2 separate regions of the Homo sapiens genome follow, and region 2 is linked to region 1. Evidence: read pairs that join two places in POLR2A ChIA-PET (ENCODE). Cell type or tissue: OCI-LY7. All regions are shown on one strand. Each heading gives the region's core, and the rest is flanking DNA. Links, peaks and the distances in the headings are about the cores only.

Region 1 (13,037 bases), core at 2,179-10,178:
CTAGGAGTGGACAGTTAAAATAATAAATAAATAAATAAATAAATAAATAAAATCTCACAGGTGATTCTAATGTGTAGCCAAGATTGAAAACTATTCCAGGTTATAGGGAGGGACTATCTATCATCAATAAACAGTATGCCTTTCTACATTGTGAGTTAAATCTCTGATTTTCCTCAGCAACTTCCTTCTTCTCCCATTTATCTTGGTTCTAGGCTCTGGGTTAAAATCTATCTCAGCTACTTCCTGGATAAATTGTTTATTCATGACCTTTAGTTGAGATGGGGATAGTTATAGTCGATACCTTTTAAGATTATTAAGGATTAAATGAGATAGTACATGAAAAGAATTTATTGCACTGTGTGGTACTATGTTCAATAGATACTAGTTTTTATTATTCTCCTCCTCAGATATAGTTTTCCACTTTGAGAAACAGGTGTAAAACAAAGTACTAAAAAATTAGAACTGCCATTATCAAACATAACAATGATTCACCTTAGTCTTATTTTTCCATTTCTAAGCAATGTGTATGTGCTTAAATTACTGTGTTTGAAGTATTTTGATGACAATAAGGATCTTTCTGCATTGAAAACTTAACCTGTTTTGTGGCGACATAGGTAATAATAGAAAACTTTTTTTTTTAACATGGCTCTGTCATGCATAATTCCCAGGCACACTAGCACACCATGCCAGTGGGTAGCCCAGTTAACATCTATAAAGGTTTTTAGAATTGGTGCATATGTATTACTATAACTGTTGAGCACATTCAATTTTTCTTGCTTTAAATATAAATGGGAAGAGCTATTAGAACAGTTGTAGTAAGACTGGCTAAATTTAACACCCCCTCCTCCACCTTTTTTTTTTATTAGGTGCTGATCAGAGCAGTCTTCCCTTACCAATTTGAAAGTAATTGACCATGTAAACTGAATCATCTGTAGTCTAGATCAGTCTAGAAGGATATAGATCAATCCATATGTTTTTCACAGATGTAACTTTTGAGTAGCCCTTTACAATTGACTATTTCTGCTCTTTTTTTCTACTTTAATATATTACAGTATTACTGTTTATTTTAGAAACTGGTATTCTCACGTGACGTGATTGGCATGTCATTGTGGTGATGTGAGAAAGAAAGTTACCTTCCATTCTCTAGGTTAGTCTCTAGGCATAATCAGATTTTTGTGACATAGGATGCAACATGTTTAATTTGCCTAAAGTCTGCTTTAAAGTGGCTTTTAATGCAAATATTTTCCTTTTTTTAAATACAAATGTTTTCATCGTGACCCCCAAATCAGACTTACTTTTTATACTTCTCTCATGATCAGTATTCTTTTCTGACATTCTTCTGTTTAAGTATAATATTTCCCTTCATTGTTAGATTTCTAGGTAGCAATATGGGGAAATCTTGTGCAGAAGCATATTTTGAGGAAAGTGGTATTGGAAGGAAGGAAAATAAATGATAAATTCCTGTTATTGCATAGTATTTAGGTACATGTAACCTAAAAGGCTTACAGTCACCATTCAATTAAAAGTAGATTTCCTTTTTGCTTTCATGGTGACTTCTCATATAATTGACGATGAGGAAAAATAGTTTCTAAAATAAACAGTAATACTGTAAAAAGACTATTAGGTAGTCTTGACCAGATTGGTTAATATTTTAAAATTATGGAGTTCCTTATGCTTCAAAATATATTTGCAAAATATGTTGATCATTTATTGAAGAGTTTCGTTTTTCACAGTGGTAACTCTAAAGGATGTGTCAGTCTAAAAGTTAGAATTTAAAAGTAGTTTTAGGCCAATATTTCCTAGGTAATCTGTCATTATAACAGACATTATTTGCTCCCATCTCCACTTTCTACCCTTCTTGTATCAGAATCAAACTTGGGGCTTTCCTAGAGTATGTATAATCTTTGACTTCTAACTCAAGCCCTATCATAGAGCCAAGTTATTTTGCTGAGGTTTGTTTCTAATGTTATTCTCTTGTAATTTTACCGTGTCTTCATGTACTCTCTTCTGAGGTGTAATCTTACCATCTCCACAAATAATTCCTTATCCTTCAACACCAGTTTTTATCAATGGCTGTCGGAAACCACTTTTTGCTTGTTTTCATTCCAGATATGTTATGGAAGATTAAAGATTTAGAAATGTGACTTGAAAATGTTTGGGAACTACACTGGGATGGAATATGACTTTTGAATAAGAGACATCACAAGAACACCTTAGTGTTTATTGATCTTTCAAATGGTAGAGTTAGTAAAAAATTGTCTTGAAATGTGTCAGTATTTCAGGACTGCTGCTAGATGCTGTGGTTAGCAGTAAGAGACCTGAATGTGAGTTGCCAAATTACAGAATCATGTCAATAAAACAATTTTGTTAAACTTTATAATTCCTACTTCTTTCTCCCACCCAGCATAATATTTAAGACACATTCTATTTATTTCTAAAGATTAAGCTTTCTGTTTTGAAATTTTTGAAGGCTTCATTGATGTATCTCCACAGGCTATAAGTTCTTGAGGGCAGAGGTTGTGTCTATTGATCTTTCTTTACTATTTAATATAGTGTCCAGAATATTATAGTTCCTATAATATTTTCTAAATGAATGAAGTAATTGTATACATCTTTGGATTTTGTCAGAATTGCCAAATGAATCACTGTTTTCTTCTCTGCACCTCCGAACAAAGGCAAACAATGTTCTATAATAGAATACTTATCACACTGAAAAGATAAATAGCTCCTCTGTTTTAAAAAATGAAATCTGGTAATTGTGAGGAAATTATCAAATTAAGGTAGATTTTTTTTTTATAACTTTTTTTTTTTTCTCCAGAGATTTTTGTTTTCTTTTTTTAGAGACAGAATCTTTCCCTGTCACCTAAGCTGGTGGGCAGGGGCCTGATCACAGCCTACTGTGGCCTTGACCTCCTGGCTCTAGTGATCCTCCTTTCTCAGTCTCTGAAGTAGCTAGAACTACAGGTACACGCTGCTATGCCTAGCTAATTTTTTAAAAAAATTAGTTTTTTGGTTTTTGTAGAGATGGGGCTTCACTGTATTGCCAGGCTGGTTTTGAACTCCTGGCTTCAAGTGTTCCTCCTGCCTCAGCCCCCACAAATGCTGGGATTGTATGTATAAACCACCATGCGTGGCTTCCCAGAGATTTTTCTTATTCCATATAGTTTGAGAGGAAATTAATTTGATTATAATTTGGTAATTTGATATAATACATATCTTTGGTAATGTGAAGAAAAAATTCTATGCATTTTATTTGGACCAACTACTAAAACTTCTTAATGCACAGATTTTCTTGAAGAAATGAGAAATATGATAATTAACTGAGGTTTCAAAGTTTTTACTGTATTTGAATTTGAGAATTTATATGACATTTGGTCCAAAGAGTTCAGTGTTGGATTTTTGCCTACCAAGGGATATGAAATTGATTAGTACTTAAAATTTTATATGACTAGCTAAGTGGAAAAGAGGGATTAAATGGTGAAAAGTAAATTATATGTAATTATTATGATACTAATCAAATACTATTCTAAATAATTTAAATAAATAATATTACTCTAAAGCAGAATTCCAGCTGGAGTTTATACTGTCAACAGGTTAAAGGCCCAGGATATTAGGCCAGCTGTATACTCAGAAAGAAATCTTTCAAATCTCTAATAGCTGTGTCTGGCTTAGGTTTCTAATCTGCTATAAAGCTATTTAGATTTTATTAATAAAATTAAGCTTTAAATATAACATGTAGCAACAGATGCTCTTAAGTATCCTTCAGGTATCTTCTGTGTAAGATTGTGTGTGTGTGTGTGTGTGTGTGTGTGTGTGTGTGTATGTGTGTGTATGTGTGTATGTGACTTTTGACCCAATCAGAATATTGGGTCTGGAAGGGAAGAGTCTAGGGATTTTTATTTTTGGTAGGAGTGTTATGTGATTCTATCAGACATATTTGGAAAGTAATAGATGGTACTGTGGAAAAAGTGTGGTCTTTGATATGAGGCAGATTGGTTTCAATTCTCAGTCACTTCCTGACAGTAACCATAAGCAGATTAACCTTTCCGAACTTCAGTTTTTTCATCTGCGAAAGAGATAATATCCACCTTAGAGGTTACGTGTGAGAGTCAGAATTTATCTAATTAATAGGCATTCAATAAATTATTACTTATGACATATTTTGATGTTTAACCCTGCATGCACATTTTTTTGGTTATTCTTTACCATTTTGTGGGAAGTCAGTCTAAAATGTGAAGTATGCTTTTCTGCTTTAAAACAAGATTCTGAGCATAGCTCAGAATTATCTAATTGACTAGAGGAATCATTTAATCAAAAGCGGCTATCAGATTGATACACAGTGATGCCTTAGTGGCCCTGAGGTATGTTGGAGTTTGAGAACCTTCTCTAAATGGCACTTTCATTTAAATTTCATATGTGGGCTGTTCTTTTTGGTTTGCTTTCTTCTGTCTTTGTAATTGGTCAGCTGTTCTTGGAAGCAAAACAACCAACCAGCCTTATTAGAACTGCATATAAAGTAAGAGAAGTTCATCCTGATTGTTGAATGTAGATGCTTGGGTTTTGATGCTTGGGTTTTACAATATTTATTTTGTTTTCTCAGAGTATTTTTTGCTTAATCTTTGATTATCAGCTGTCTTGTTGAGGTTTCCTGATAAGTAATTTAATGAGTATTTGTTAAATGCCCATTTTTCTGCCAGGTATTGCACAAAGCTCTGGGTATATAATGAAACCCAAAATGAAACACACATAGTTTCTGCCCTCATGGAGTTTACAGCTAATAGACAAATTTTATCTGATAAAGTTGCACTGAAGGAAATGGATGAGATCCTGTGATTGAAAATAATGTGATTAGGAAGAACCTCTCTGAGGAAGCTAACATTTAGGAAGGATGAGAGTCCTGTCAGGAGCCCCTGGATCTGGAGAACAGCAGGTGCCAAGACTCCAAGCCAAAACAAGCTTGACTTGCCTGAGGAACTGAAAGGATACCTCTATATTATGGCTAGAATATAGTGAACAAAGGGGATAATGTCTTGAAATGAGGTTGGAGGGTTCAGTAGGGGCCAGAAAGGATTGTAAAGGAATTAGAATGAAATTTAGAAGGTTATAGAAGCAGCTTCCATAAGACATGATAGTGGCCCCAGCTAGGGTGTTGATCTCTAGATTAAAGGAGTTATTACAGTTCTGTGTGTAAACCATCAAATTTCACAGCTTTTCCTATGAGGTATGGAAATACATAGCAGTGGCCACTTTTGCTGTCTAATTCCTCAGTTCTTATGTTTGTTTTGGTCTGTTTATTTTTTAATTTTAGCTTTGTGTAGGCTGAGGTTAAATAACTGGCTACCCTTACTGTTCACTGGGAGTGATTTTGATGGCATACCTGCACTTTCTGTTCTGCTGCTGGGGCAGCTAGTATGCCAAGAGAATAGCACATGCCAGAAGTAGAGAGTGTTTCCCACAAGATCATAGATTTTGAAGTGGGAACCCTCGTAAATGTGATATCCTTTAGCTGTAAGGTGTGTAGTATGTGACAGCCCTCAGTACATGATTCATTAGATTTGAGGAAAAAAATTGTGTTTTTTATATCTTACATTTAAAACTCAGTTGCATCCGTAGGAGCTGAAATGTTCTCACAGTGTCCCTGAAGAATAATTTTTTTGTTCTTAAGCTTTTTTTCTCTCCCACTATCTACTTAGGATAGAGTTGGTTGGACTTGAAGGTAACCTAACTTTGTTATTTTGATTGATAAAAAAAGTGAATGTACTATATATAGTGAGCTTCCTGCAAGAACTTCTTGTTTTATTCTCTTTGATCTTGCATTGTAGTCATAATGTGGGCCTTGGTTAGTTCAGTGGTGGAGTTCCTATGTACCCAGTCTCCTTTCTTGGTCTTTTCTAAACTGCTCAATTATAAATGTTACTTGAAATGAGTATTTTTGTTAGTCTATATTGTAAATCAATTCAACCATATATTTTGCTTAAATGAACATAATTTAGCATCATTATTTTGCTCTTAAGATTTATAGAAGTATGAAGAATATTCTAAAATATGTATAAATCAGATATACAAAAATCTTTTTTCTGTAGTTCAGAAAATTTAAAAGTTGTTAAGTTAGATCAGCTGCATCCCTATATCGCCAGAAGTTAGTTATACTGTGCATTTTCATCAGTATACACTTATATAGCTTTCACTGCTTAACAACATATTTAATCTGTTAATAATGGAAATTATAACCTTAATAATTAAAAATTGATAAAATGCTAATGCTAGATTATTATAAGACTATGTATAATGGTGAGGTTTATGATAGAGTAAATTTAACACATGCTTTGGAGAATTAAGTCTTTGATTTCACTAGTTTCCTGAATGAGATTAAACTTTCATAAAACCAGATGAACTCAAATATTGTTCAGAATGTGGTTACAGAGTTAAGATTTTTAGAATTATTCTGAAACCCAAATATACGTCTCCAACTCCAGGGTCTCTGTATCTTTTGTATAAATAGAGTATACTTTCAATTAGATCCCATCCTCCTTGAGCTACATTGATATTCAGACGTATGTTGAATCAACCAGATAAACTTAAAGCATGATTTATATGCATCAAAGCCTGTTAATTTTTTTCCATAGTTATGACTTTATCTCCAAAACTAGCTAAAAATTTGAGTTCATTGAGCTCAAAGTTCAACATTAGGAAATAAGCACTCTCTTCATGTGCCATCTGCATAACCAATATGTTCAGTTTGAAATTTCTAGTTCATATGCTCATAGGTCTTGTCATATCTGTAGGAACATAAAAATTCTCTGTATCTATAGATTTGTACAGGTGGAATGTCTCAGAATCCAGAATATCCAAAATGGAATTCATAATCTACACCCCAAATCAGCTTCAACGGCAGCCTTCCATTCTCAGTTGATGGCAGATCGAGGACCCTGTTTGTTTAGATCAAAAACTTTTTGATGTATTCTTGATTTTCCTCTTTCTCTTTCACTACATCCATTCTGTCTTGACATCTTGGCTCTGTCTTCAAAATTTGGCCCTATTTTGCCACCTACACGACTGGAGTGAATTGCCAGTCTCCCTTCTGCCTTACGCTTAATGTATTTCTTAAGTCAGTTATGGTGGCATGTACCTATAATCCCAGCTACACGGGAGGCTGAGGCAGAAAGATCACTTGAGCCCAGGAGTTTGAGACTACACTGGGCAACATAGCAAGAATCCATCTAAATTACAAAAAATATATATATATTTTTTTCTTCCCCCTGTCTCCACCTTTCCACCTTTGCCTCTCCTCTTATACAACCATTTTGGTACATCTGCTATAGTGATCCTTTTAAAACATAAGTCAGTTCAAGTCTTTTCTCTGTATCAGGCCCCTCAAAGGTTCCCCATCTCCTTCAGAGTCCTTTTAATGTTCTACCAGACCCTCCCTGATCTGGCCCATCATTACTTGTCTGGTGATCTCAGTTTCTGCTTACTATTGGCTTCAGTTTATTTTGATTTCTAATTATCGATGGCTTTACTACATCTTGACTTCAATTTAAGCCCTCTCTCTGTCAGCTCTGCATGTTACCATCTATTTGTCTTATGTTCAGATACCTCAAGAGAGAGCTGATTGAGTTAGTTAATGTTATCTAAGTTAGGCAGGACTGTTTGGCCTTGCCATTCCATGTGCTGCTACCCAGCCCAGGGATTAGCTGTTCTTAAAGCAGATGCCCACTTGTGATCTAATTAGCCAAAGTATAGGGAGTTCCTAGTTAGGCATGCGGAGTAACAGACTACTCTCTCTAGTATACATGGTTTTGAGCTGTGTAGCATCTTTTCAGATTGTTGTATTATAATTAATTTAATTATAAGATATTTCTGTTTTAAAAATTTCACTGTTAAAAATATCACTGTAACTCAGAAGAAAAGAAACATTGAACATATATTTTTGATTAAGGGCAAAACAAGTTGAAGCAGTGGATTCTTGCATTTCTGCATTTAAAAAGCAAAATTCGTTATGAGTTCAAAACATGTCTTAATTTAAAATGATAGCTCAGTAGTGAATGCCAAGAGACATTGTTAATATGAGGAGATACAAGGAACATAGAAGAAGTTAAAACTGAAGTAAGAAGGACAGAGGATTAGATGGACTTGAACTATGGAAAACATTGAAATGCATTCAAGAAAACTATTGATTAGTGAACCTAAATTTCCTTGTTTACTTATCTTAAAATACCTAGTTAATACCAAATAAAATATTCAAATAAGAAAACAAAATTAGGGTGGTATTGTACATTATAAAATATTTGTCTGCCGGGTGTAGTGGCTCACGCCTGTAATCCCAATACTTTGGGAGGCCAAGGTGGGCGGATCACTTGTCAGGTGTTTGTGACCAGCCTGGCCAACATGGTGAAACCCCGTCTCTACTAAAAATACAAAAATTAGCCCAGCATGGTGGCGAGCACCTGTAATCCCAGGTACTTGGGAAGCTGAGGCACGAGAATCGCTTGAACCCGGGAGGCAGAGGTTACAGTGAGATGAGACCACGCCACCGCACTCCAGCCTGAACAACAAAGCGAGACTCTGTCTCAAAAAAATAAAATAAAATACTCGTCAATTATTTAGTTAGCAGGAACTATACATTTCTGAAAAATAGCTCTTATTTAAAAAAAAACAAATGACACAAAATGTCTTTAATACCCCCTCCCTAAAATAACACTGCAGAATACTTGATTATTCATTAACATATCTGTGCCACTGCAGCTATTTTCTCTTGATACATTTCTGGAAGTAGAATTACTGGGTCAAAGGGTAGGAATTTTTTTTTTTTTTTTTTTTTTTTGAGACTGAGTCTCACTGTTGTCAGCCCGGGCTGGAGTGCAGTGACGCAATCTTGGCTCACTGCAACCTCCGCCTCCGGGTTCCAGCAATTCTCCTACCTCAGCCTCCTGAGTAGCTGAGATTACAGGTGCCCACCACCACATCCAGCTATTTTTGCATTTTTAGTAGTGATGGGGTTTCACCATGTTGGCCAGGTTGGTCTCGAACTCCTGACCTCAGGTGATCCACCTGCCTTGGCCTCCCAAAGTGCTGGGATCACAGGTGTGAGCCACCACACCCAGCCAGGGTAGGAATATTTTTTAAGACCCGTTTTACATACTACCAGATGGCACTCCTGAAAATTCTATCAACTTGCAAGATTTTTGTTCTTTTCAGTTAATATCATGGTATATTGAATTTTCTTCTTCAACATTTTCCTCCATTGAGAAAGATGGTAAAAATACTGAAGATACATAAATAAATCTAAAAATGAAAGGGAGGGAAGGTAAATAAGTTTATGTTCAATGGTATTTCTGTGTTTTTAGTTTGCAAATTTCATTTTTAATGGTTGTTTAATATTCTGTTATATTGAGATAAGATAATTTTCTTAACCATTCCTAAAATGTTGTAAATAGATACATATTTATATTTGTGAATAAAGATTCAATGAACTTGTTTATGCATAAATTTAATCCACATTTCAAGTTATTTTTTAGGTAATATTACATTTCTAAAGAGAAAACAGTATGACAAAGGTATAAATATTTTCAATGCCAAATTAATCTGAAATGGTTGTAACAATTTATAGTTCCATTGACAGTGTGTGATATTTTTCCATCTTGACCTTCTTGCCAACATAAAATATTTTTTAAAATTTAATTAGTCTTGTAGATAACTGAATTAAGATGCCACCTACTTTAAATCATATTTTTAAAAATTATCCAAGTGTTACTTCTGGCTTTTTGGATTAGTAGAATGTTTGGTTATTAGAGTCTGAAGGGGGTTCAGCTTCCTACTCAATGCAGGAATCATTGCTCTTCTTTCAAGTACATCAAATTATTATTTTATGGGATGAAACTTGGCCTTTCTAATACTGTGCTGAACCAGTTGTACTTTGTCTTAGAATAAAGGAAATTATTTTTACCATATATAAAAAGTTTTATGTAAACTTGTAGGTACATTTATAATGCTGTCAATTGAAAACAAAACATAGATGCCATTTTCATTCTAACAGTCTCTGCCTCCTGCTGAACTTAAAAAAGAAGCCAGAACTAAGGTATTGTCAAAATTAAGTGGTTTATGTCAAAAATAAATCATTAGAGGTGATATTTTACAGTTATATTATCAAACAAGAAGTGTGACTTTTCCTATCCATTTAATAAAATAAGACCGTCTTGCTAAAATTCTACCTGCTACTATTGTTTTGGTTGGTCTAGATTTGGATTAAAAAAAAAGGTTTTGGCAGGGATGAAAAACATAGCAAAGGAGATATTTGCTGTGGCCTGTGCCAAATAAGAAATTCTGACATTCAAGCTCTTTGCCAGGAGAAAGCATGCTATATGAAAGAAGACTTGCTGAAAAGAGTTGTTTTCAACTACTCTGATGAGAACAGTCTTATTAGTAAAGAAGTGTGTAGGAAAGCCTGGATTGTGGTAGTTTGAATAATGAATGGGAGGTAACGTAAAGATAGTTAATGTAAAGGAGTCTTTCAAAACATTAGTTGAGGAAGGAAAGAAATAGATGCCATCAGACATTGAGAGAGAAGAAGAAATAAGGATTCACATCCTCAGGTGGATAGACTAATTCAGGTTTGTAGGCTATGTTTAAGGAGCCTGAAGCGAGGTAGAAATACAGTGAATTGCAGAGGAGACTGGAGGAGATGCACTCAGAAGTAAATGGTTAGTTTTTGGAAGCTTTCCTCCATTGAGAGATGGTAAAAATACTGAAGATATATAAGTAAATCCAAAAATAAAAGGGAGGGAAGGTAAAGCAGTTTATATTCCATGACATTTTTTTCTCTCAGAGTTGACAACTGTGGTTATTTGCAAAAAAATGTTGGTTGTGAGGATAAAGTGGAGTACCTAAAGACAGGCACAACAACTACGGAGCATGGAAAAGAGAACTTACTGGGGATGAATAAAGATTGTTACAATAATACTCATGAGATTAGAAATAAGATATGTATGTTATATATATATTTATTATTGGTGATACATTTATAAATGTGATTTTTCTCCAGTAGCTCCAGGCAGTGTGAAGAAGGTAAACAATTTAATTGAACCTGGGTTGGCAAGGGACACTGTAGAGATGATTAAAGGTGTTTGTTGGAGTATGTTCAAAATGATTGACTATGTAGTTCTGGCAAATAAGGAAGGAAATGGAGTCATAGGGAGCTATGGAGGGGTGGGAAGCAATATATTACAACCAGAGGCCAAAAAACAAATTTAGTAAGGATGGGAGAAATGAAATGATTGATGGCAGTGGTAAGAGAAGAATTTTACAGTTCAGAATTTCAGAGGTGATACAGTCCCAAGTGATGACAATATGCAGAATATATCACAGTGAGTAGGTTGCTGAATTAGATGGAGGTGCAGGAGGTAAAGTTCTTTAGAATAGATAAGGTCAGGAGTGAACTGTAGTTGAGGATTTCTAAGGAAAGAGTGGCATTTCAACAGGGTTTTTGGTTAAAGTGAAGATATATACAAGTATGTGGTGCTTAACTATGGGGACTACTCTGATAAATGGGTCAGTAGGCAATTTCATCATTGTGCAGACATCACAGAGTGTGTGTATACAAACTTAAAATGGTGTAGCCTACTACACATCTAGGCTATATGGTATAGCCCATAGCCCTTAGGCTACAAACCTGTACAGTATGTTACTGTACTGTGTATTGTAGGCAGTTATAACACAGTGGTAAGTTTTTGTGTATCTAAACATAGAAAAGGTACAGTAAAAATACAGTATTAAAATCTTGTGGGACCACCTTCTAGTATGTCCTGACTGAAACGTTGTTATGTGGCACATGACTGTATGTATTTAAGGTTTGTTTTGTTTTTTAAGATAAGATATAAGGAGGTATCCTGATAGCTGCAGATCAACAGATTGAGGGTTTCAAGGTCTATCAGGAAAGATAAACTTGAATATGATGATCATGAGAAAGCAGGATAACAGATTGGAGTGGTTTGCAGAGTTATGACTATAGACTGGAGGAATGTAGAGATAGTGAAATGGATGTATGTGGGATATGAGTAAAACAAGCCTGTTTCAAGATTCCATTTAGATTTAGGTGTAAAGTTGGAGTCCCCCCTTCAAAACTTTACAGTGTATTACATGAACTTTCAAAATTATCTCAAATTATATAAAAGTAAAATTGGTCTCGTGTGTGATTTCTTAAGGAAACAAAGGAAGCTGTAAAAGCCATAAAAGCCTGCACTGAAGTGTTGCATGGAATGTGCTCAGTAGTTGTGATTTGAATGAATTCTCTGTTCTCCAAGTACTGGTAGACTTCTGATAGATAAAAGCAAGATAGGTTGTTTTTATTATGTCTTTTATCTTCTTGTTATATTTACCATTCTTTGAAAATAGTTTAAATCTTTTATCAATTCTAAAGCCATGGAATATTTTAACCATGATTCAAGAAAAGGTCTTTTAGGTAATAGGAATAGATATAGGTATAGTACACGTCTACATTTTCTTTCATACCATCTAATGCACTGACAAATAGGTGTTCAATGGAACCTAAGACGGTTCTTGGTAGCACTTTGTCCATTCCTACTTTTTTATTTTTTCTCTCCCTTTTTCCTTATTCTTCCCCTCCTCACTCTTTTTCCTGCATTTTTCCTTCTCATCTTATTGCTTGTGTAGGACACCTGCTAAAATTCACAGGTATTGTTTGTTTCCACCAATAACATTAAAAGCTGGAAAAAATCGCTATCCCACCCATTAAAATAATATGCTTTGTAGTTACTTTTTAAGATATAAAGTTGGTAGCTCAAATTAAATGAACCATTTATATTTTTGTTTACATACTGCTGGTTAATTAACATTCAGCCCCTTATCATTATGCAAAAGTTTCCATTTAACTGCTAAAATAATTGTTACATTTCATAAATTGCTTGTTACAGTTATTTTATCTCAAACTTCCATTTTATGTCTAAAACTTCCTCCATATGTGAAAATGCTTTCTATTGACTTGACCTTTAAATTAAATGGTCTACATTTTTGGCAACAAT
Region 2 (13,037 bases), core at 2,862-10,861, 71 kb before region 1:
GAAAGTTAGATGCTTACAAAACCATTGAAAGATGGTTTTGAAAGGAGCAAAAATTGGTCACTAGGACTAGGCTTTTGGCTTCAAGGTGATACATTGCCACTTCTGGGGTCCAGAGGTCAGGAAGCCACTGTGGCAGTAGAATAGGCAATGTTGCCCAGCACTGCCCACACTCACATCTATTGGAGCCTACATGTGCTCCTGCACCTCCACAGGAATACAATGGCCTCCACCTCTCTTCCGCTTTCTTTTCCTTCCTTCGTCCCTCCCTCCCTCCCCTCTCTCTCTCTTTCTCTCTCTGTTTTTCTTTCTTTCTTCTTTCTTTCTTTCTTTCTTTCTTTCTTTCTTTCTTTCTTTCTCTCTCTCTCTCTCTCTCTCTCTCTCTCTCTATTTCTTTTTTGACAAGGTCTCACTATGTTGCCAAGGCTGGTCTCAGACTCCTAAGTTCAAGTGATCTGCCTACTTCAGCCTCCCAAAGTGTTAGGATTATAGGCGTGAGCCACCGTGCCCAGCCTAGCCACTGTGCCTCACTTTCTTCTATTTTCAAATGTCATGTAACTGCCTCAAGGGCAGAGACTACATCTAAACTCCTAGCTGCAAGGGAGCCTGGATACTGTAGTTTTTAGCTATCAATGCAAAAAATAGAGCATGTGAAGAGAATAGCAGTAGATGCTGAATATCAAAAGTCTCCATCCTTCCAAAATACAGTCATGTGCCACATAACCATGTTTTGGTCAATGATGAACCACATGTATGATGGTGATACCATAAGATTATAATGGAGCACATATAGAAACCTGATACCTGGCACAAGATACTGGCACTGCACATTAAGTGGGGGAAAAGATTGATATTCAATAATGGTGATAGGGCATTTAGTTTTCCATGTGAAGAATATATATAAATAATAATATATATACCTTCTAGGTCTGTGGAAGTACATGCTACGATCTTTGCACAATGACAAAATCTAGTGATGCGTTTCTCAGAATGTGTCCCAGTTGTTAAGCTCCGCATGACTGTATTGAAACTTAAGTTGCCATCTGGCACTTACTAGGTGCCTACCTCCTGCAAAGCATTCTCATTTATCTAATAGATGAATGAATAATCACTTAATAGGTAGAATTTCCATTAAGTGTATCAAACTCTGCTGATAGACAGTACTCAGTATCTGTAGTACTCTGCAAATCTCCCCATTCCCCATTTAAGGTATCAGGGTCTGGCAGGTGCAGAAGTGAAATGGGAGGCAACAGAAGCTCTCTTAGTCCCTTCCTCTCTCAAATCAGATCCCTTTACAGCTGCTCATCTTCAGGTCAGAGGCAGTGCAACTGTATAACTTGAAATCATGATAGTCTATTTTCTAACATTTTATTATCAGTAGATCATGTTTTCTTTACTCAAACACACTATGTGTAATAGTCCTCTTCTAGCCACTCTCATGGCATATTACTCTATGAAACACTTTAATCAAAGATAAAATGTGACTCTTTTTGACATCTTAAAGGCATCTACCCCCAAAAGGTATCTACAGCAAACATTTATTGCTGGTGAAATCTTTCTAGTAGATTACAGTTAATACATTATTGGTTTATTATCATTTGCATATGTATGGGCAACACTACGTTTTTTCAAAAAAGGCAACCTAGAAATACCATTTGACCCAGCCATCCCATTACTGGGTATATACCCAAAGGACTATAATTCATGCTACCATAAAGACACATGCACACGTATGTTTATTGCGGCACTATTCAGAATAGCAAAGACTTGGAACCAACCCAAATGTCCAACAATGATAGACTGGATTAAGAAAATGTGACACATATACACCATGGAATACTATGCAGCCATAAAAAATGATGAGTTCATGTCCTTTGTAGGGACATGGAAGAAATTGGAAATCATCATTCTCAGTAAACTATTGCAAGAACAAAAAACCAAACACCGCATGTTCTCACTCATAGGTGGGAATTGAACAATGAGAACACATGGACACAGGAAGGGAAACATCACACTCTGGGGACTGTTGTGGGGTGGGGGTAGGGGGGAGGGATAGCATTAGGAGATATACCTAATGCTAAATGACGAGTTAATGGGTGCAGCACACCAGCATGGCACATGTATACATATGTAACTAACCTGCACATTATGCACATGTACCCTAAAACTTAAAGTATAATAATAATAAAATAAAATAAGAAAATTAAAAAAATAAAAATAAAAAAATAAAATAAAATAAGATCATATCATTAAAAAAAAAAAAAAAAAGGCTAGCTTGGAACCCAGGCACCACACGCCATTACTGGCTTCCTGAGTACACATCCTTTAGCTCTTACCTACAATTCTCTCCTAGAAATTATTGTTTGAATGCTGTGTCCAGAAGGTAACATATATATGTGTATACACACACACATACACACATGTATGAAAAACTAAATTGCTGCTTAGACATATAGAAAAGTTTTCCAAATTTTTGAATTCATAAAGTCTATCAACCTGATAGCATTTCTCAAAAAATTTTTTCAATGGGTAGAGGACTTGTGCTTTTCTTTTATTCTATTGAGAAATTCTCAAACCTCTAAGAAATTGTGCAAAGGAAATTTAAATCATATGAAGGACATAGTCAAAATGTGTAGCTACAAGGACTACACATTTCAATTGTTGAGAAACAGTTTACTCTCAATAATTTGTGAATGTTTGTTTTAATCTGCCAAATTCTGAGGAAGATAGTGTAAAAAGATATAATTTTTAAGGTATTTTTAATAAATCTGGTAACTTTTTGATCAGAGGACATTCAAATAAAATGTAGAGTATAGAGCAGAAATTCAGATGCAGTTTTTTTAAAATGTAATGTATGGGCCGGGCTTGGTGGCTCACACCTGTAATCCCAGCTAGGAGTTCAAGACCAGCCTGGCCAACATGGTGAAACCCAGTCTCTACTAAAAATACAAAAATTAGCTGGGTATGGTGACGTGCACTTGTAATCCCAGCTACACAAGAGGCTGAGGCAGGAGAATAGCTTGAACCCAGGAGGTGGAGGTTGCACTGAGCCAAAATCACACCTCTGTGCCTCCTGAGTGACACAGCCAGATTCTATCTAAAAAAAAAAAAAAAAAAAAAAAAAAAAAAAAAAAAATCAGAGCAGAAATGAATGAATTTAAAATGAACGAAAAATACAAAAAATTGACAGAACAAAAAGTTGGTTTTTTGAAAATATAAAATCGGCAAATCATTATCCAGACTAAAAGATAAAAAGAAAGAAGACAAAATAAATAAAATCAGAGATGAAAAAGGAGGCATTACAACTGATATCACAGAAATTCAACGGATCATTAGTGGCTACTATGAGCAACTGTATGCCAACACATTGGAAAGTCTAGAGGAAATGGATAAATTCCTAGACACATACAACCTACCTACCAAGATTGAACCATGAGGAAATCCAAAACCTGAACAGACCAATAACAAATAATGAGATCAAAGCCGTAATTAAAAGGTCTCCCAGCAAAGAGAAGCCCAGAACCTAATAGCTTCTCTGCTGAATTCTAGCAAACATTTAAAGAAGAAATAATACCAATCCTGCTCAAAATGAACTGAAAAAATAGAGGAGAGGGAAATACTTCCAAACTCATTCTACAAGGCCAGTATCATCCTGATACCAAAACCAGACAAAGACACATCAAAAAAAGAAAACTACAGGCCAATACCTCTAAAGAATATTTTTGCAAAAATCCTCAACAAAATATGAGCAAGCTAATTCAGCAATACACTAAAAAGATTATTCATTCATCATGATGAAGTAAGATTTATCCCAGGGATGCAAGAATGGTCAAACATACGCAAACCAATCAATGTGATATAACACATCATATCAACAGAATGAAAGACAAAAACCATGTGATCATTTCAATCGATGCTGAGAAAGCATTAGATAGAATTCAACATCTCTTCATGATAAAAACCCTCCAAAAACTGGAAATAGAAGGAACATACCTCAACATAATAAAAGCCATATATGACAGACTCACAGCTAGTATCATACTGCATGGGGAAAAACTGGAAGCCTTTCTCTAAGATCTGGAGCACAAGTATGTCCACTTTCAACAATGGAAAGTACTGGAAGTCCTAAATGGAAAAATTAAACAAGAGAAAGATAAAGGGCCTCCAAATTGGAAAGAAAGAAGTCAAATTATCCTTGTATGTAGATGATATGATCTTATATTTAAAAAAAAACCTAAAGACTCCACCAAAAAACTATTAGAACTAATAAACAAATTCAGTAAAGTTACAGGTTACAAAATCAACATAGAAAAATTTGTAGCATTTCTATATGCCAACAGTGAACAATCTGAAAAAGAATCAAAAATGGAATCCCATTTACAATAGCCACAAATAAAATTAAATGCCCAGGAGTTAACCAAAGATGTGAAAGATCTCTACAATAAAAACTATAAAACACTGATGAAAGGAATGGAAGAGGACACTTAAAAATAGAAATATATTCCATATTCATGTATTGGAAGAATCATTATTGTTAAAATGTCCATTCTACCCAAGGCGGTCTACAGATTAAATACAATCCCTATCAAAATACCAATGACATTCTTCACAGGAATAGAAAAAACAACGCTAAAATTTATATGGAACCACAAAGACCCAGACTCACCAAAGCTATCCTGAGCAAAAAGAATGAAACTGGAAAAATCACATTACCTGACTTCAAATTATATTACAAAGCTATAGTAATCAAAACAGCATGGTACTGGCATAAAAACAGACACATAGACCAATTGAACAGAATAAAGAAGCCAGAAACAAATCTATACACCTACAGTTAACTCATTTTTGACAAAGGTGCCAAGAATATACATTGGAGCAAGGACAGTCTCTTAAATAAATGGTGCTGGGAAAACTGGATATCCATATACAGAAAAATAAAACTAGACCCCTACGACTCATCATATACAAAAATCAAATTAAAATGGATTAAAGACTTGATCTTAAGACCTCAAACTATGAAATTACTACAGGAAAACACTGAGGAAACTCTCCAGGACATTGGTCTGGGCAAAAAATTCTTGAGTAATACCCCACAAGCATAGGCAACCAAACAAAAATGGACAAATGGGATCACATCAAGTTAAAAAGCTTCTGCACAGCCAAGGAAACAATCAACAAAATCAAGAGACAACCCACAGAATGGGAAAAAAATATTTGCAAACTACTCATCTGACAAGAGATTAATAACGAGAATATATAAGGAGCTCAAACCTCTCTGTAGGAAAAATTTAATAATCTGATTTAAAAATGGGCAAAAGATTTGAATAGTCATTTCTCCAAAGAAGCCATGCAAATGGCAAACAGGCATATAAAAATGTGCTCAACATCATTGATCATCAGAGAAATGCAAATCAAAACTACAGTGAGATATCATTTCACTCCAGTTAAAATGGCTTATCTCCAAAAGACAGGCAATAACAAATGCTGGTGAGGATGTGGAGGAAAGGGAACCCTCATACACTGTTGGTGAGAATATAAATTAGTATAGCCATTATAGACAACAGTTTGGAGGTTCCTCAAAAAAAACCTAAAAATAGAGCTATCATGCGATCCAGCAATCCCACTGCTGGGTATATACCCAAAAGAAAGGAAATCAGTATGTCAGCTATCACCTCCATGTTTGTTGCAGCATTGTTCACAATAGCCAAGATTTGGAAGGAACCTAAATGTTCATCAACATATCACTGGATAAAGAAAATATGATACATATGTACAATGGAGTACTATGCAGCCATGAAAAGAATGAGATTCTGTCATTTGTAACAACATGTGTGGAACTGGGGGTCATTATCTTAAGTGAAATAAGTCAGACACAGAAAGACAAACTTCACATGTTCTTACTTATTTGTGGGTGGTAAAAATCAGTACAATTGAACTTGTGGAGATAGAGAGTAGAAGGATAGTTACCAGAGGCTGGGAAGGGTAGTGAGGGGTTGGGGGTAAGCGGAGATGGTTTTTGTTTTTGTTTTGAGACAGAGTCACACACTGTCACAGGCTGGAGTGCAGTGGCATGATCTTGGCTCACTGCAGCCTCCACCTCCCAGCTTCGAGCAGTTCTCATGCCTCAGTGTCCCAAGTAGCTGGGGTTACAGGCACCCACCACTACACCTGCTAATTTTTGTATTTTTAGCAGAGATAAGATTTCGCCATGTTGGCCAGGCTGGTCTTGAATTCTTGGCCTCAAGTGATCTGCCTGCCTGGGCCTCCCAAAGTGCTGGGATTACAGGAGTGAGCCACTCCGCCCAGCCTGCGGATGGTTAGTGGGAACAAAAAGTGTATACAGTTAGAAAGAATGAGTAAGACCTAGTATTTGATAGCACAAAAGAGTGATTATAGTCAATGATATTTAACTGTACATTTAAAAATATCTAAGAGTGTAATTGGATTGTCTGTAATACAAAGGATAAATGCTTGAGGGGATGGATACCTCATTTTCCATGATGTGATTATTGCTTATCGCATGCCTATGTCATGTACCCCATAAATATATACAGTTACTATGTACCCACAAAAGTTTTAACATAATAATTTTTTTAAAAAAAGAAATTAACTACCAGTGGCCAGGCGTGGTGGTTCATATCTGTAATCCCAGTGCTTTGGGAGGCCAAGGTAGGAGGATGGCCTGAGAAGAGCTGGGACCTCCTGGGAAGTGATTAGGTCCTGGGGGATCTGCCCTCATGAATGGAGTGAACTAGCTTAGGTCCTTTTTGCTCTCTTGCTCTTCCGCCTTCCACCACTTGAGAACACAGCAACATGGTGACGTCTTGGGAGCAGACAGCAGCCCTCACAAAATACCAATGCTGGTGCCTTGATCTTGAACTTTCCCACCTTTGGAACTGTAAGAAATAAATTTACACTCTTTATCAATTACTCATTTATAGTATTCTGTTATAGCAGCACAGACAGACTCAGACAGAAATAATAACTAAAATTTTAAAAAATATATCTACTGGGGCCAGGCACCGTGGCTCATGCCTATAATCCCAGCACTTTAGGAGGCCAAGGCAGGTGGATCACTTGAGGTCAGGAGTTTGGGACAAGCCTGGCCAACATGGTGAAACCCTATCTCTAATAAAAATACAAAAGTTAGCTGGGCATGGTGGCTTGTTCCTGTAATCCCAGCTACTCGGGAGGCTGAGGCAGGAGAATCGCTTGAACCCAGGAGGTGGAGGTTGCAGTGAGCCGAGATCATGCCACTGCACTCTAGCCTGGGCCGTAGAGCAAAACTCTGCTTCCAAAAAAAAAAAAAAAATCTATTGGGTTTTAAATTATACAATCATTCTAGAAAATGTCTTACAATACAATGTTGTATAAGCTAAGTATAAAAAGTAAAAAGAGTAAAAATGGCCAGGCGTGGTGGTTCACACCTGTAATCCAAGCACTTTGGGAGGCCAACGTGGGCGGATCACAAGCTCAGGAGTTCGAGACCAACCTGGCCAATATGGCGAAACCCTGTCTCTACTAAAATACAAAAATTAGCTGGGCGTGGTGGCGCACACCTGTAGTCCCAGCTACTCAGGAGACTGAGGCAGAAGAATCGCTTGAACCGGGGAGGCAGAGGTTGCAGTGAGCTGAGGTCACACCACTGCACTCCAGCCTCGGTGACAGAGTGAGACTGCATCTCAAAAAAAAAGGAAGCGTAAAAATTTACAAAATCCACTTCCTTCCAGCCCCAATTCTACAAAGCAAAGGCCACCACTGCTGTTGATATGTATATATAAGCTTCATGAGGGTTTGTCTGTTTTCTTTAACATTATATCCCTAATTTTTGGCAGTGTCTAATGCATAGTAATCATTCAATAAATATTCATTGATTAAATGATTAAAGTAATGTTCTGCATGTATATTTTTTACTTTAGTATCACATTTAGTGTGTATATATAAGATTACATTGTATTCTATATAATTAATATATTATACATTATTTAACCAATGCCTGAACTTTTAGGCTGTTTATAATTTTTCCTATAGCAAACAATGCTGATACAATCAACCTTTTATGCACATCTTTGTACTTGTGTGATTCTTTCTGAAGAACAATTTTTAGAACTGGAATTACAGTGTCAATGTGCAAACATATTAAACTTTTTTTAGTATTTCTTTCCTCTATTTTTCTATTTAGGGGGCTTTTTTTCTAATTACAAAAGTAGTGCATGTTGTCTGTAACAAGTCTAATTATAATGCTAAAAGTTACCAAACATTTATTGTGTACCAGTCACTATGCCAGGATTTTTTGTGTATTACCTTATGTACTGGCTGGCTAGGCCAAGGGAGGGTAGCCCATGGAAAGCCCCAAAGTAAGGAAAATTAAAAAAAAAATTCTTCCGCATGAGAACAGATGAGGAAATATTGTTTCAATGACAATACAGCAAGAATTACATGTTCTAGAATGCAGCCATTTGGTTCGGGGATGATGTGCCTTTCCAAGGATGGTTACTTTTTACAATAGTAAGTATAATTTTGGGAGCTGACCTTCTTGAGGATATAAAAGACCTAAATTCTACATTGTTGTGATTCTCTCACCAGGCAGACATCTCATTCTATATCTATGCTAACAACTAATTGTTAGCATCTCTGACCTTTGGAGACTTTTCCATAAAAAGACAAAGGAGGCAATGGGAAACCACATCTACCTACTTGCATTTTTATCTTACATAGACCTTCAAGGTAACTTAGTTTAAGCAGACTTAAACAGAATCCAGATCATTATTCTCATTCATCTTTTTGTTTTTGTTTTTGTTTTTGTTTTTTTTCTGAGATGTAGTCTCGCCCTGTTGCCCAGGCTGGAGTGCAGTGGCGCGATCTCGGCTCACTGCAAGCTCCGCCTTCCGGGTTCACGCCATTCTCCTGCCTCAGCCTCCCTAGTAGCTGGGATCACAGGCGCCGGCCATCACGCCCAGCTAATTTTTTGTATTTTTAGTAGAGACGGGGTTTCACCGTGTTAGCCAGGATGGTCTCAATCTCCTGACCTTGTGATCCGCTCGCCTCGGCCTCCCAAAGTGCTGGGATTACAGGCGTGAGCCACCGCGCCCAGCCTATTCTCATCCATCCTTAAGACTGGACTCTTTGGTCATTGTTAACTGACTTTTTCGTATAGGATAAATTCTTAAACATGAGATAGTAGTCAATTCTGCCAACATTCAGTTGTTGTTTCTGAATTTCCCACATTGCTTAAGGTCAACTCCACCATGACGCTATAAAAACACTTTTCTCCATTTTTTCATATATTTGTATAGGTTTGTTTTTACATTTAAGTGAATTTTAAAGATAAAACTTACCTATCTATATGGAATGAGGAAGGAAACCTCTTACTTTCATATACATAACCAATTATGTTACACTATTTATTACATAAACCATACTTTATCAATGATTGCAGTGCCATCTTTGTCATATATTAAGTCCTAACAAATACCTAAATATGTTCCTACAATCTCTATTCTATTTACAGATCTACTTGACAGCTGTCGAACCAATACATGCCATTCTGACCATAATACCTTTAAGATAAGTTTGACCATTTAACATAAGAAGTAATAACCAGACCGGGCTCAGTGGCTCACGCCTGTAATCCCAGCACTTTGGGAGTCCGAGGTGGGTGGATCACCTGAGGTCGGAAGTTCAAGACCAGCCTGACCAACATGGAGAAACCCCATTTCTACTAAAAATACAAAATTAGCTGGGCGTGGTGGCACATGCCTGTAGTCCCAGCAACTCAGGAGGCTGAGGCAGGAAAATCGCTTGAACCCGGGAGCCGGAGGTTACAGTGAGCTGAGATCGCACCATTGCACTCCAGCCTGGGCAACAAGAGTGAAATTGTCTCAAAAAAAAAAAAAAAAAAAAAAAAGTGGGGAAAAAAATCTTCCTCAGCTGAAGAAAGAAAAAAAAAACAAAACTGACGTGGTAGACAAAATAGTCTAAAGGAATTCCCTACTACAAAATAATGAGATCCTGCACAAAACAAAATGTTTATTGCTGGGCTTCCAGGAAATAAGGTAAACCTCTGACAGTAGGTCCAAACCTTGAACTGACACCAGAATAGAAGTCCTAAGATGCTTAAAAAGTCAGCTTGTCCTGCAGGCATATGTGATATCAGCTCTGCAATGTAGAGTTCAAATTTTGGGTCAATAGAAAAAAAATAGAAGCTGAAGCTGAGCTTTCCTGATTAAAGAAAGGGAACAAAAGTGACTCCTAGCAGAAGCTATTCCGCTCACAGTTTCATTCGACGGATTTTCTACAAGTTAAGGTTAATGAAATCTGACTGCCAAGCATACGTGTTAATGAGTTTCTTCTGAGTGAGAGCCAGCTGAAATCACAAACAACAGATTTGGACACCCTTAATTATTTTAATTATGTATAAGATGTTTTAAATAAATAGGAGATCTTTTTTGTAGTTCATAAATGCGATGATTGGGTTTTCATGTTTATGTGTGAGATGTGCTTCCCTCAAACCTTGTTATGATGTCAGTACGTTATCCATCTGATGTGGAAGAAAAAGAAAACAAACAAGAAGAAATAAATAGGAGTCATAAAGCAATAAATTACAGAAACACAAATATGAGGAATAAAAGATTATCCAAAGTGGCCAGACTTTAGAAGAAGCCAAAGTGAATTTTTAGTTTTTAAAAATTGTTGAAGTAAAAATTTGAATATATGGATAAAAATTAGATACAGCTTAAAACAGAATTAGTAAACTGGAAGTTGGGTAGAATAAATTATCCAGAATACAGCCCTCTCACTCCCAAATGGATAGTATGATAAGAGATAGAAGTGTATATATCTAATTCAAATCCAGAAGTAGAGAACAGATAAGACTGAGAAGTGGCAATATTTGAAGCTATTTGCCAGGCACGGTGGCTCACGCCTGTAATCCCAGCACTTTGGGAGGCTGAGGTGGGTGGATCACATGGTCAGAGGTTCGAGACCAGCCTGACCAACATGGTGAAACCCTGTCTGTACTAAAAATACAAAAATTAGCTGGGCATGGTGGCAGGCACCTGTAATCCAAGCTACTCAGGAGGCTGAGGCAGGAGAATTGCTTGAACCTGGGAGGCGGAGGTTGCAGTGAGCCGAGATCGCGCCACTGCACTCCAGCCTGGGTGACAGAGCGAGACTCTGTCTCAAGAAAAAAAAATTTGAAGCTATTATGGCTGAGAATTTTCCAGAAGCAATGTATGACATTGATCCACAGATACAGATGGAAAATGAATACCAAGGAAAACAAATAGAAAGAAATCTACACTTAAACATATTTCTGTGAAATACAAAACACCAATGCCCCTCCCTACCACTCCCCTCACACACACAGAATGCAACTACTGAGATAAAATAGATTACCAATAATGGAATGACAATTAGAGTGATAACAGACTTTTTCATAATGTGGGAAGGCAGGAGATAGTGGAATAATATCTTCAAAGTGTTGAGAAAAAATTCTGTCAATCTTAAATTGTATACCCAGAAAAACTATCTAATTTTAGGAAATGCATTGTGAAGTATTTAGAGGTAAAGTACTTAAGAGTACTATAAATCTGTAACTTAACTTCAAACATTTAAGAAAAAAAATACATAAATAAATATATGTGTACACACATATATATTTAAAGAGAGAGAGAAGCAAATAAGATAAAATGTTAACATTTGGAGAATCTTAGTGAAGGGGATATTTGGGAATTCTTTATGCTATTTTTACACCTTTAGGAGTATAAAATGATTTCAAAATTTCAAAAGATAAAACTTACAATAGCAGTAATAAATATAAGTACCTAGAAATAAAAGATATGAAGAAGACTACAAAGGAGAAACACACTGCATTGATGAGAGAACACTTAGTATTATACAATGTATATAATTATACAATTACACACTACACTTCACAACATCCCCCACATTTACCTACAGACTCAATGCTTTTCCTATAAAAATCCCAAAAGGAGTATTTGAGTAACTTAAGCTGACTCTAAAATTTATGTAACAGATAAAAGACCCCAAAATAATTAAAATAGCCCTGAAGAACAACAACAACAAAAAACATGAGTGAGGACATGCCCTGTCAGATAGCAAGACTTATCATAGATGACATAGTACTTAACACAGCTTAGTATCAGTTCAGATAGACAAAGTAATCATCTGAACAAAATTGAAAGCCTGAAAAAAAAGGCCCACACTTACGTGGACACTTGATTTATGACAAAAATGGTGAACTATTCAGTAAATGGTGTTGGGACAATAGGTTATGAAAAAAAACAAAGAAAATCATATACTTATATATCATACACAGAAGCAGTCTCTGCTGTATTATATACAAAACTTGAATTCTCTTAGAGAACGTTATAGGATAATATTTTTATAACCTTAAGGTAGGGAAGTATTTCTTAAACAAGATTGAAAGGCACAGATAAATTCAGCTACATTAAAATTAAGAACTTTTAGCCAGGCACGGTGGCTCACGCCTGTAATCCCAGCACTTGTGAGGCGGAGACGGGCGGATCACTTGAGGCCAGGAGTTTGAGATCAGCCTGGCCAACATGGTGAAACCCCATCTCTACTAAAAAATACAAAAACTGAGTATGGTGGTGCACGCCTGTAATCCCAGCTACTCAGGAGGCTGAGGCACAAGAATCACTTGAACCCAGGAGGTGGAGGTTGCAGTGAGCCAAGATCACGCCACTGCACTGCACCCTGGGTGACAGAGTGAGACTCTGTCTCAAAAAAAGAAAAAAAAAAAGAACTTTTGTTCTTTAAAAGGCACCATAGAGAAATAAAGAAGCTATTTGCTACACTTATAATCATTGAAGGGTTAGTATCCAGAATATCCAAAGTCCAAAAAATTAGTAATCCATAAAACAGTAAATCAGTAAAACACACATGATGCAATATAGTTCTGGACAGGAAGTATGAGCAGGCATCTCACAAAAGAGAAAATATGAATGGTGAAAAGAGATATGAAAGTTCCTCAAACTCACTAGTAATTAGCAAAA

Evidence for each region. ChIA-PET counts read pairs that join two places held together with the same protein. Peaks named below come from ENCODE experiments on the same cell type or tissue, not always from the same donor. Only the 100,000 strongest peaks of a DNase experiment are listed, where the experiment ranks them.
Region 2: POLR2A ChIA-PET joins it to region 1 with 5 read pairs; 5 of 35 experiments call an interaction of 5 or more read pairs at or near these places.

What each region holds. Positions count from the first base shown.
Region 1 is chr4:54,049,344-54,062,380 of GRCh38, reverse strand. All of the region lies in intron 1 of CHIC2 (cysteine rich hydrophobic domain 2), which reads left to right. Among named protein-coding and RNA genes, the nearest start is that of CHIC2, 8.7 kb to the left of the region's middle. In OCI-LY7, for the core only: no CTCF peak of the experiment used is centred there; DNase peaks (open chromatin) are centred at 4,010 and 5,820; H3K4me3 peaks cover 3,097 bases; H3K27ac peaks cover 2,991 bases.
Region 2 is chr4:54,120,606-54,133,642 of GRCh38, reverse strand. It overlaps LOC124900899 (small nucleolar RNA U13), which reads left to right and starts at 10,439; the gene lies at 10,439-10,543. In OCI-LY7, for the core only: no CTCF peak of the experiment used is centred there; no DNase peak of the experiment used is centred there.